Regions from separate parts of the Homo sapiens genome. Here regions 1, 3 and 4 are each linked to region 2. Evidence: chromatin contacts called from ENCODE Hi-C or POLR2A ChIA-PET data. All regions are on one chromosome and are shown on one strand. Each heading gives the region's core, a stretch centred on a gene start or an enhancer-like site at or near the end of the contact. The rest is flanking DNA. Distances are from core to core; before and after follow the strand shown. Region 1 holds the start of ZSCAN12 (zinc finger and SCAN domain containing 12). Region 2 has its middle 20 kb from the start of ZSCAN16. Region 3 holds the start of H2AC15 (H2A clustered histone 15). Region 4 holds the start of ZSCAN23 (zinc finger and SCAN domain containing 23).

Region 1 (2,821 bases), core at 200-2,699, 290 kb after region 2:
TTTACGCAGGTCCCAATCCTGTCTGGTGGTATATTTCTCTTCCTCTATCTTTACTTCCAAAGGTTCATCCTGGTCCATGTGGGCCTGGATAGCCCAAGTAGATGCCATTTTAGCTGTGCTAGAACTACCGGTGTTTCAAGTAAGATCTCACCTGGAAACTGTATTCCTGGACAGTCCTGAAGAATAAGCCATCATTATTAATACAAACTCCACCATAAAGTAAAACTGCAAATTCTGAGAACTTAACTATGACCTTTGAAATCTGACCTCCGGATTAATGTACAATACTTACTCAGAAAAATACTCTGATAGAAAAGACTTAAGATTAGACCGATTTAGGCCGGGCACAGTGGCTCACGCCTGTAATCCCAGCACTTTGGGAGGCCGAGTCGGGCGGATCACGAGGTCAGGAGATCGAGACCATCCTGGCTAACATGGTGAAACCCCGTCTCTACTAAAAATACAAAAAAAAAAAAAAAAAAAAAATTAGCCGGGCGTGACGGCGGGCGCCTGTAGTCCCAGCTACTCAGGAGGCTGAGGCAGGGGAATGGCGTGAACCCGGGAGGCGGAGCTTGCAGTGAGCCGAGATCGCGCCACTGCACTCCAGCCTGGGCGACAGAGCGAGACTCCGTCTCAAAAAAAAAAAAAAAGATTAGACTAATTTAAAGAGAAAGACTGAGGAAAGGTGCCAAGTTGTTTCAGGACTTAAGAGTAAGACTTGTTGGTAAACTTATTCTCATTTGGTCCTAAATGAAAGACAAATGGAATAAAACTAACATTTAGATCAAGTAAATAATAATAACAAAAGGTTAGGACATCCTTGATTAGTTACTTTTATCTTTTGAATGTCCAGATGTCTGGTGGAAACCATGAAATCACAAAAGCTACAGTCATGTAAATTTATTTCTTCAGGGACTTAATCTTTCTGCTCCTCATTCTTCATTTATAAAGTGAGAAGGCTGAAGAGGTTACTCTTTAAGGCTTCCCTCTAACCTCGTGGTCTGTGATTATAATCTGAAGTGAGGAAGGCCCAGGAAAGGGTCCCTAGGACGCCGGCGAGCGTCTGTGACCCACCACTGTCCAGAAATGTCGGTAAGCGCTGAACCCAAGGATACACAGCCCGAAGCAAACGCGGAAGGTATGGGCCTTACAGCCTGGAATTGCTGCAGAGACTGGGAGCCAAACCCTCATCCTAATGTCCCAACGCACTTTGGGGAGGGAGAGCTTCCCGCGGATCCGCCTGGGTTTGGGAGGACCGGGGTCCACTCTGCACCGGCCAGGGCCTGAGGGGCCCAGCAGCTGGAATACAGCAATCTCCCGCCCACCTGCTCGCAGCGTACAGAGCACAACATCGCTCACCTGCGGCCCCCAGGGCCAGAAGAGAACTCCCTCCTACGGAGCGAAGGCAAGAGGCCTCGAACCCTTTTGGGACCCGGAACCCATCAAAAGTGACCCACAAAGGCCGGAAGCGGCCACGGGGGGTCTAAGAACCAGCCCGCGCGGGGCGCACTTCCGCGGCCGCTCTAGGAAGGGAGCGAAAGGGGCTTTCAACTCGGTAGTGTTTCCGCGCGTCTACGTGAGAGGAAGGTTGATGGCTTTCAGGCCCGCTGGTAAATGGAACGGGTTTATCTTCTCCTCTTCTTTACCCAGCCATTGTCCACACTTCCCCCGACCCGATGGGTGGTCGAGGCTTGTAGAACTGATCTTAAGACAGGGAAATCCCTTGCGTCTCCATTCACTTTGGGATTCTGTGTCTCTGAGGTTAGAGATGCCTCAAAGGGATGTTCTCCGGGGGACCTTCCCAAATCCGCGCTTAGCGGTGGCGAAGGGACTTCTTCCACACAGACTTCTCAAGGGCCAGCCGGCTGGTTTCTGCCGGCTCTTTCGCCATCCACGATTCTTTTGATGTTCTCTTTTATGTGCTGATGTATGATTATATGTCAGAAAACCCGGTTCAATGGAAAAACTATAAAAAAAGGATAATTTAGTAAAATAGCAAGATATAAAGTTAACACACTAAAATCAACGACCTTCATATATGTGAATAATCAATGATAACGAGTTACGAGATATAATGGAAGAGAAGACCATATTTACAAGAGCAGCAAAAAAGTGAAACTAGGAATAAACTTAACAAGAAATGAACAAAACTTCTATGGGGAAAGCTTTAAAACATTCCTAAAAGGCCAAGTATACATTTAAACAAACAGAAAGCGATATGAGGTTCTTGGAAAGACTCAAAGAGGTCAGTCCTCCCTAAATACGTATGCAACTGTAGTATTCCAACAAAAATATCAACAAATATTGTTCTGGAATTAGATAAACTGATTATAAAATTCATGTGGGGAAATAAGAATAGCCAGGAAACCCATGAAAAAGAAAAATGGTGAGGGTCAACCTTATCAGATACTGGAACATACCCATATAATTTTAGTGTATTAACAGAGAGAAAGAATAGACCAGAAATGGATCCAGGTATGTAAGGATATTGAGTAAATGATGAAGGTGACACCACATATCAACAGGGAAATGAAGAACTTAGAAGTTGTGCTGGGATGATAACCGTTTGGCAAAGGTAAAACTGGATTTGTATTTCCCACCACACATCACAATAGAGATAAATTCTAAATGGATCTGAGATCTAAATATAAAAAATCCACCTATACATGTATTAGAAGAAAACATGAATAATAATTCTAACACGTGGGAATAGGGAAACATTATCTAACCATATGACTCAAAATCTAAAACCCATAAAAATAATAAATCTGGCTACATGAAAATAAAATGTATTGCTTGTCAAAAAAAAATAAGGAAAGAA
Region 2 (2,756 bases), core at 83-2,582:
ACTGATACAAAGTAGAATTTTATTTTCTTGCTTGAACAATATAGTATTAATAAGAGATATAAGACTAGTGTTCATCTTTTGAATAAACTGTTAAAAATTTAAAAAGGAGAGAGAGAGACAGATTCTTGTTTGAAAAACTGAATCTCCTCTCTTTCAAAGAGTAAAGGTTTACGCTTTTTGAAATATTTCAATTATCACTTTGGCTAAATAAATGATTATTATGACCTGTGATCTTAGTTTTGATATCAAAGGTTTTAAGACTTTGATATTTGACATAATTCCCAAAATCAAATTTCAAATTCTAAAATTAAGTATTTTCTATAAGGAATGCCTGATAGTCCAAGAGAGACATATTAGGCTTATTTGGTTAAAATCACACAGGAAACACTGTCAAATAAGAAATGGCATTTAACTTTTGTTGATTAGAAGATGTGGGAAAAGGCAAAAAAAAAAAAAACCCAAAACTTTCAGTCACATTTGTATAAATGTGTTATTAACATGTGTTCCGAAATTGTATATTCCTAAATTCTGATGTGTCTTGGTATATGTTATCAGTCATAATTATGATTATGGCAAATTTTGTAGGCTACAGAAATAACCAGATTTTCTTGTTAATTGTGTGTTTAACCATGGCTACTCTAAGCCTTTTGCCATCCACAGACAATTATTGTCTTACTTTACTTCTCAAAAAGTGATTTACAATTCGCTACAGTCTAAAATTTTATTTTCCTTAAAGGAAATTCATGGAAAGGACACTGCCAAGTACTCTTGAATGCAGGTTTCTGATAACTTTGGAAATCACACCACTGGACTAGCTAAAAACTTCCAGAACTCTTAAAAAAAAAAAAACTGATGGATTCATGAAGATTACTAACCCAACATCAAGCAGAACAAGAATTAATAACATGGGCCTAACCTAATAGAGGACTGCATTTATCTTTTATGACTTTTTGTTTGAAACAATTCTGATTCTTTCTACATTTGTTTTCCAGAGTCAAGAAAAAATTCATTTTTATTTTGAGCCATTTATGGTTACAGTGATTGGGAAAAGTGTACTTTTGTGAGAAAACTGAAACTCCAGGTCGGTGGACAGAAATGAAGTCTGGGGAGGTTCCCGCCTGCCGACCTGAGCGGGGAGGACTGACGGACTCAACGCTGCGAAGCTGGAACTCAAACCCTTTCTTTCGGATGAGACAAGTTGTGAAACAAAACCCCATGCCCAAGTGACCCCATTTGGAGACTCCGCGGCGCGCACTGGGGACCCCACACGCTGCACACCTCTCTGAAGCCGCTGGAAGCTGGGGCGCAAGGCCGGAAGGGGTTCGCAGACGCACTTCCGCCAGCGGCCAGGCAGGGCGCAGAGGAGCTAGTTAGAGCTGGGCTGGAGCTGCCACCCAGCCCAGGTAGTAAGACTGGCAGGAAGAGAGCAGGACGCCGCCGCCCGAGTCCCCCAGCTCAGCCAGGTGCGGGCGGGAGGAGCCCCGTCCTTGCTTAGCCCCGCGCTGGAAGCGCCGTCCGAGACACTGCACGGGGCAGACTGGTGGGTGTCCCGGCCCTGGCACCGCGGGGTTGCCCTAGCCAACCGGAGCCCAGCTCCCCCACGCGGGCCGGACGTTTCCCCAGACGTTGCGAAGTCCGACTCTGGTTCACAGATGCCGACCTGGTCGGTCTATGCGGACCACCCTTTTCTCCAACGTGACCGCCGACTATTGGAAGTTTTTTGTGATCTGTCAGGCCCTGATGGCTTAAGGAACATAGCCAGATCTTCCCGAGTCCGAGGCTCGTTATGGTTGTCCACTGATGATCTGCCATTTCGTTTATGTTACAGAATAAACAGGGAAAGTGTTTGTAGTCTGGTTGGTTAACACTGTATTTTGCCTTATTCTTTCAAAGATCTAAACTAGTGGAAGGCAACCTGTAGAACCCGCTTCCATGTCCTTTATCTTGAATGATTCCTGAAACAGCCTTTCTCCAAACCTGCTCCAGAAGTCCCTGAATTAATCCTTAGAGCCCAGGAAGTGAAGATGTCTTTCAAAGATGCCGATTGGGTAACAGAAGCTAAGCACAGAGAAGGCAGTAGAGGGCCTTATTGCGTGGTCCTAAGTTGTGTGCCAAAAAACAGAGAAGTGTCCCTGAGCACCAGGTGTGGTCTCCCCTGCCAGCCCCTCGATGACCAGGTCATAAAGATAACTGCAATCCTTTACTGAGGTCTTACTAAGTGCTAGGCACTGAGTCTAATGCTTTCCAGGCACTGCATCTAATGCTTTTTGTAATTTTTCTTAAAAAAAAAACCCTATATTATCAGGTCTGTGGTTTAATCACATTGTACCAATACTATTTTTTGGCCTTGCAATTGTGCTATGGTTATGTAAGATTTTAATATAATAGGAAGCTGGGTGAAGGATATAGGGACTGTTCTATACCTTTTTGGAAATTTTCTGTAAGTTTAAAATTAGTTCAAAATAAAAAGTTACAAACAAAATTAGAAGCTTGTTTTTAACGGCAGAAAAGGAATAAAAATTTAGAGATTAAGCCACTACACATAAGAGAATGTGACAACATTCGAGCCCAGGGCTTTTGGAATCCTCAGCCCATGCCCTTCACCACTGCCCACCATGTTAATCCTGGGTAACAGATAGGCCCTGCCTAAATCAGTTACGCACACAGCCCCCTACCTATGTTAACATAATTTTACTATTCAACTGTCTTTGCTAATGTGATACTACTATTCCACTGTCTTTATCAACATGACTTTA
Region 3 (2,921 bases), core at 69-2,568, 270 kb before region 2:
TCCAGGCTCTTGGTGCCCGGTAGAAATTGGACGACACACACACAGATAGCAAAGCAAAGCAGCAAAAGTTTAGTAAACAGAGTATTACACTCTCGGGGGTGGGAGAGAGCGGACTGACCTCTGCGAGGTGAGATCAGCGTCAGCTTGCTGTAGTTTGAGTCATTTTATGTGTGTGCGTGCGTGTGTGTATGTTTTCTGTTCCCAGTGCTGCCTAATCTATAGCCAGCATCTGCCCTTTTATTGATAGGTTTGTTGCTTACTTTGTCCTCTGTGGCTTGTGCCTCTATCTTATAATCTTAAATATATGCATGATATGTAGCCCATATGCATGAACCTTAAGTAGCTGATTATCATACGGGCTTTTGTTAAGGATACTTTTCCTCTCTAATACGCATGCCCATCTCTGAAGAGCTGCCTCTTAAACTGGTTTGTTCCAGATCTTGCCGGCCACGAGGTCCTTGCTCACATTATCTCTTTTGTTTCGGCTGCAAAAGGTTCACTGCTTGTTATCTCGCTTCTTGTTCACCCGCCCATCTACCTTACTTCTGCCCTTTGCTTTTACTTATTCTGCCCTCTAACTTTCAGCTCCCTTTGTTATTCTCTTGCCTCACTTTTCTTATTGTTTCAGCTGTATTGCAGGCGCGAGCTGCCGCGCCTAAATTTCTTGATGTACCGTAAACATTTCAATGTCTACTTTCTATCTCAAAACAATGTGGTGTAAAAGCCGTTTAGTTTTGCTTCATCTCCATACAGCATTCCAGTGCCATTGCAAAATGACTCGACTATCAGATAAAACTGAACACAGCTCTACTTGGTGAAAAAGTAGGTGGCTCTGAAAAGAACCTTTTTGGTTTGGACCGAGGTATGAGTAATGAACTGCTCCAGCCCCGCTACTTGCCCTTGGCCTTGTGGTGGCTCTCAGTTTTCTTAGGCAGCAGCACGGCCTGGATATTGGGCAGGACACCACCCTGGGCGATGGTCACTTTACCAAGCAGCTTGTTGAGCTCCTCGTCGTTGCGGATGGCCAGCTGCAAGTGGCGCGGGATGATGCGGGTCTTCTTGTTGTCGCGGGCCGCGTTGCCAGCCAGTTCCAGGATCTCGGCGGTTAGGTACTCCAACACCGCCGCCAGGTACACCGGCGCTCCGGCACCGACCCGCTCAGCGTAGTTGCCCTTGCGGAGCAGTCGGTGCACTCGGCCCACTGGGAACTGAAGACCCGCCCTTGAAGAACGGGTCTTAGCCTTGGCGCGAGCTTTGCCGCCCTGCTTGCCACGTCCCGACATGACGTAAAAAATTCAATCAGTAACGTTCCTGAGACTGACGTAACGCTAAAGCTCCGCTACTTATAGTCAACAGAGGCACGAAAACTAAGCTGTGCTATTGGCTAACATTACAGTTTCGCTTTAACCAATGGGATTGCGGTTTTGAAAAACACTTATTTTGATTGGACAAAGTTAATATACGTTTCCAGGACTCACCACTGGTTAAACGCACAACTTCATTCTCTACCCCACTTGCGTTAAGAAGCAGTGAATAAGCGGTAGGTTGACAGAGCTACCGTCTTCCTGTTTTTTTCCTCCAATTTTCCGGCAGTTACTCCCAGTCATGCCCGAGCCCTCAAAGTCCGCTCCTGCCCCGAAGAAAGGCTCCAAGAAGGCAGTGACAAAGGCCCAGAAGAAGGACGGCAAGAAGCGCAAGCGCAGCCGCAAGGAGAGCTACTCCGTGTACGTGTACAAGGTGCTGAAGCAGGTCCACCCCGACACCGGTATCTCGTCCAAGGCCATGGGCATCATGAACTCCTTCGTCAATGACATCTTCGAGCGCATCGCCGGCGAGGCTTCCCGCCTGGCGCATTACAACAAGCGCTCGACCATCACCTCCAGGGAGATCCAGACGGCCGTGCGCCTGCTGCTGCCAGGGGAGCTGGCCAAGCACGCGGTGTCGGAGGGCACCAAGGCCGTCACCAAGTACACCAGTTCCAAGTGAGCCCGCCCACCGCGGAACGTTCGGTCAGTCTCGGCCCACACCCCAAAGGCTCTTTTCAGAGCCACTCAGTCTTCCCAAAGAGAACTGGCACTCACTGTTCTTACAGCAGGTATTTCTTACTTGCTACAAAGACGATTTCCAAGATTCCTTTAGCCTTGTTAGAAACTAATTTTGGCTCAAGCCTCTAATCCCGGTTCGGGAAACCGAAGCGGGTGGCTCACCTGAGGTTAGAAGTTCGAGACGAGCCTAGCCAACATGGTGAAACCCGTCTCTACTAAAAGTACAAAAAAATAGCTGGGCGTGGTGGCGGACGCCTGTAATCCCAGCTACCCGGGAAGCTGAGGCAGGAGAATCGCTTGAACCCGGCAGATGGAGGTTGCAGTGAGCCGAGATCGGGCCATTGCACCCCAGCCTGGGCAGTAAGAGCGAAACTCTGTCTCAAAAAAGAAAGAAAAAGAAAAGAAATTAATTAGCACTGCAGTGTACTGCATGTTGCAGCAACGCTTGAGACAATTTTATATCTGAAGAAGGATGAGGTTTATCATCAGACAAACCTAGTAAAGGGAAAATTCAGTTCCTGTTGACCCCAAAGAAAATATAATACTTAAGTGTCACTGGTAAAATATCCACAGTGCTTCCGGCGCTCTGTCCCTAAACTTCATGTGTACTTTAGTAATGAAGCAGTTGGCACACACACAAACGTACAAATCGACTTGTTTGTTTTGAGAGTGGTGCTGTTTCTCCTCCCTTGTCCCCAGTTTGGATTTGCTAAATATTAAGATAGAAAGGCAGTAGAAAAAAGTTTGAACCCAGTTTACAGCACCGTACACGTCAATCGGGCTGAGTTGATGTCAATGGCCAATCCCGACACTGCGAGGGCAGTTTGAAACTTGGCCACCGTTTTCTCTGGTGAGTGTTCTAGTTGGGAAAATTCT
Region 4 (3,118 bases), core at 361-2,860, 340 kb after region 2:
TTTTTTTTTTTTTGAGACAGAGTCTTGCTTTTGTTGCCCAGGCGGGAGTGCAGTGGTGCGATCTCGGCTCACTTGCAACCTCTGCCTCCCAGGTTCAAGCAATCCTCCTGCCTCAGCTTCCGGAGTAGCTGGGATTACAGGGACCCACCACCACTCCTGGCTCATTTTTGCATTTTTAGTAGGATGGAGTTTCACCATATGGGTCAGGCTGGTCTCGAACTCCCGACCTCACGTGATCTGCCCACCTCGGCCTCCCAAAGTGCTGGGATTACAGGCATGAACCATAGTGCCAGGCCATCTGTGAATTTTAACGCAGTGATCTTGGGCAAGTTAGTTGATTTTTCTAAGCCTCAAGCTCATATATGAAATGAGGTCAACAACTGCCTTGCCAACTTGTTGAGAATATTAAATGAGATAATGCATACAAAGTGTTTTTGCACAAAACCTGGCATATAAACATGCAAATTAATCTTTTAATAAGATAATGTACAATTTTGGTACAATGGTAGTTTAATTAATAGTTGCTACTTTCCCTTAGGGCCAAGACTGTAATCTTTTTCTATTGCTCAAAGAACAAGATGAGTGGGTGAAAACATGCACACAAACCAATAAAACGGCTGTTTCATCAGGTTTGCAGAAACACTGAAAGATATACGTCTTCAGATATATTCTCTCCAATCAAATCCTAACTAGAAGCCCAGGACTACTGAGGTACAAAAGAAGGACGGGATTCAAATGAGCGAAGTAACTTCCCGGGTTATAGCTGTAAAGCTAATATAGGAACAGAGTGGAGTTAGCATAGCAAAGGTTTTAAGAAAATGGAGTCTGGAGCCAAATTGCCTGTATTTGAATCCTGCCTACACCCCTTACTCGCTCTACGACCTTGGGCAAGTTACTAACTTCATTTTCTTCTTGTATGTTAATTTTAAAAAGGGGCGGGACAGAGAGGTGGGGTGTAGTCTACATAATAATAGTGTCTATCTCATAGAGTTATGAGAAGCAGATAATATTTGTAAAGTGCTTAGAACAGTGCTGGGCTGGCACATAGTAGATGCTATTTATTCTTTTAAAAAATTCGATAGCAGCAAGAGCCTTTATACTATGTGAGTTAGACTAAGAAAGGCTGTGGCATAGTTTAAAACTATCCCTGCTCATTCTTTAAAATAAGTCCACAGTAGAGAATAAGACATCGGAAAATACAAACATTTCTTCATATCCGAATCTATTTGAATCCTAAGATGCAGATACGGAGAGTTCAGAGTGCCATCAGTACAGGGCAGAGAGGTTGAAGAGCTCAGGAACAGACATAGGGTGGGGGAAAGGGGTAGGGGCAACGACGCTGACTTTTGGTTAACAAAGCCCTTCCAGGCTGCGGAGCAACCTCCTCTGCCCTTCACCTGCCCGGCCCATCTCTGGCCAAGAAGACCCTGCCGCCAAATCCCCACACCCAGTCCAGGTCGCAGTGCACAGACTGGCCCTTCCGAAGCCCCTCAGCGGTAGCCCGACTCCGAAGCTCACCGAGGCATCCGTGAGAGGAGATGCCACCTAGCGCAGATCACATCTGCTCTGAATCCTTGACAACCGCAGCCCAAAGAATGATAAACTACAAAGGCCGGAAATGCGTCACCGCGGCCCGCTCTCCGCGAAACAGCGGTTCCGGCTGTGTTCCTTCTAGGAAGGCCGGAGGTTTCCACACCTCTGTGGTCGTCACTCTGAATCCCGTCTGTAGTCTTAAGTGAGATACTAGGTGACACATTGTCTTCCACGCGGCAATATAATAACGGCCAACATAGTGTTTTAACACGTATTAATTCATTACCCCGCATAACAACCCTGTGAGTTAGGTACAATTATCTCCATTTAACAGGTGAGGAAACTGAAGCACATTTCTACATTTATTAGTTGCCATTTCCTGCAAAGAATACCCTTTCTTTTCCCTGCCGTCTCATTTTATCACGATGAACTCATGGATTCCTTTACAAATAATTACTGTTATTATTATGTTGATGCTCAAATTATTTAAAATTTGGTCAGTTGGAGCCCTTTCACACTGCTCCCTCTCTTTTCTTTTTTTGACAAAGTCTCCAGGCTGGAGTGCAGTGGATGCGATCTCAGCTCACTGCAACCTCCGCATTCCGGGTTCAAGTGATCCTCCTGTCTCGGCCTCCTGAGTATCTGGGATTACAAGAACACACCACTATGCCTTAGTGAGGCTGGTCTTGAACTCCTGTCCCTCAAGTGATCCGCTCCCTCGGCCTCCGAAAGGGCTGGGATTACAGAAGTGAGCCACCGCACCCGGCCACAAACAGGTTTCTATGTCCTTTGATAAGTTCCCAACAGTTTTTGTGCACTTCACTTTCTCACAAAAGATATTTCAGTCCCATTTTATACTATTCCTACCCTAAACCTAGAATCACCATTGCTTCATGAAGCTACAGTACATCAGTGAAAAATGGTATATAGAAACCAAGATCTGGATTTCGGGCAATGAATAACCTCATTGCTACTGTGTCTGGCATTGGTTCCTGCCAGTCTACTGTGTCCAGAATTGGCTCCTTCCAGTGGGTTCCTGCTCTGACTTCAAGAATGAAGCCGCGGATACTCACGGTGAGCATTACAGTTCTTAAAGATGGTGTGTCTGGACTTTGTTCCTTCTGCTGTTCAGATGCGTCCAGAGTTTCTTCCTTCCGGTGGGTTCGTGGTCTCACTTGACTTCAGGAGTGAGGTCGTAAACCTTTGCAGTGAGTGTTACAACTCCTAAGGGTGGCGTGCCTGCAGTTGCTTCTTCCTTCTGGTGGGTTCGTGGTCTCGCTGACTTAAGGACTGAAGCTGCAGACCATCGTAGTGAGCATTACAATGCTTAAAAGTAGTGCAGACCCAAAAACTGAAAAGTGGTAAGGTTTTATTGTGAAAAGGGAAAGAACAAAGATCCCACAGCACAAAAATCAATGCTAGCAGGTTGTCACTGCTGACTGGGGCGGGGGTGGTAGCCAGCTTTTATTCCCTTATTCAGCCCCGCCCACATCCTGCTGATTGGCCCATTTTACAGAGTGCTGATTGGTCCATCTTTACAGAGTGCCGCTTGGTGTGTTTACAAACCTTTAGCTAGACACAGAGT

What was found. Hi-C counts contacts between places; a loop is a spot of excess contacts on that map. ChIA-PET counts read pairs that join two places held with the same protein, here RNA polymerase II (POLR2A). Pooled maps may share reads with other maps.
Region 1: a loop to region 2 is called in a map of CD4-positive, alpha-beta memory T cell, with 11 times the contacts of the local background. The contact joins the promoter of ZSCAN12 here to the enhancer-like site in region 2. A Hi-C loop is called at or near these places in 1 of 168 maps with a recorded cell type or tissue (CD4-positive, alpha-beta memory T cell), 4 of 37 single-sample maps with no recorded cell type and 8 of 50 pooled maps. POLR2A ChIA-PET finds 5 or more read pairs at or near these places in 5 of 52 experiments (HepG2, MCF 10A, WTC11 and 2 more).
Region 3: a pooled map shows a loop between it and region 2 (3-fold over the local background). The contact joins the promoter of H2AC15 here to the enhancer-like site in region 2. A Hi-C loop is called at or near these places in 2 of 37 single-sample maps with no recorded cell type and 3 of 50 pooled maps. POLR2A ChIA-PET finds 5 or more read pairs at or near these places in 8 of 52 experiments (CD4-positive, alpha-beta memory T cell, HEK293, HEK293T and 4 more).
Region 4: a loop to region 2 is called in a map of naive thymus-derived CD4-positive, alpha-beta T cell, with 10 times the contacts of the local background. The contact joins the promoter of ZSCAN23 here to the enhancer-like site in region 2. A Hi-C loop is called at or near these places in 1 of 168 maps with a recorded cell type or tissue (naive thymus-derived CD4-positive, alpha-beta T cell), 1 of 37 single-sample maps with no recorded cell type and 8 of 50 pooled maps.

Annotation. Positions count from the first base shown.
Region 1 is chr6:28,398,298-28,401,118 of GRCh38, forward strand. ZSCAN12 (zinc finger and SCAN domain containing 12) reads right to left here and starts at 1,450. Exons shown (of 4, transcript NM_001163391.2): 1 at 1,360-1,450; 2 at 1-176. The coding sequence starts at 108. LOC105374998 (a long non-coding RNA gene) reads left to right here and starts at 1,522. Exons shown (of 2, transcript XR_926659.2): 1 at 1,522-1,610. RefSeq lists a silencer at 503-572 and an enhancer at 1,584-1,833.
Region 2 is chr6:28,103,444-28,106,199 of GRCh38, forward strand. No RefSeq gene overlaps it. Among named protein-coding and RNA genes, the nearest start is that of ZSCAN16, 20 kb to the right of the region's middle. RefSeq lists an enhancer at 2,136-2,275. Within about 2 kb of position 1,333, at least 36 of the 41 ENCODE cell types and tissues checked have a DNase peak (open chromatin) inside an H3K27ac peak, as active enhancers do.
Region 3 is chr6:27,837,057-27,839,977 of GRCh38, forward strand. H2AC15 (H2A clustered histone 15) reads right to left here and starts at 1,319. Exons shown (of 1, transcript NM_003510.3): 1 at 824-1,319. The coding sequence starts at 1,283. The coding sequence ends at 891. H2BC15 (H2B clustered histone 15) reads left to right here and starts at 1,513. Exons shown (of 1, transcript NM_003520.4): 1 at 1,513-2,054. The coding sequence starts at 1,606. The coding sequence ends at 1,986. RefSeq lists enhancers at 1-386, 475-564, 635-684, 955-1,064, 1,135-1,224 and 2 more.
Region 4 is chr6:28,441,881-28,444,998 of GRCh38, forward strand. It overlaps ZSCAN23 (zinc finger and SCAN domain containing 23), which reads right to left and starts at 1,611. Exons shown (of 4, transcript NM_001012455.2): 1 at 1,519-1,611. RefSeq lists enhancers at 1,410-1,920, 1,494-1,543, 1,714-1,793.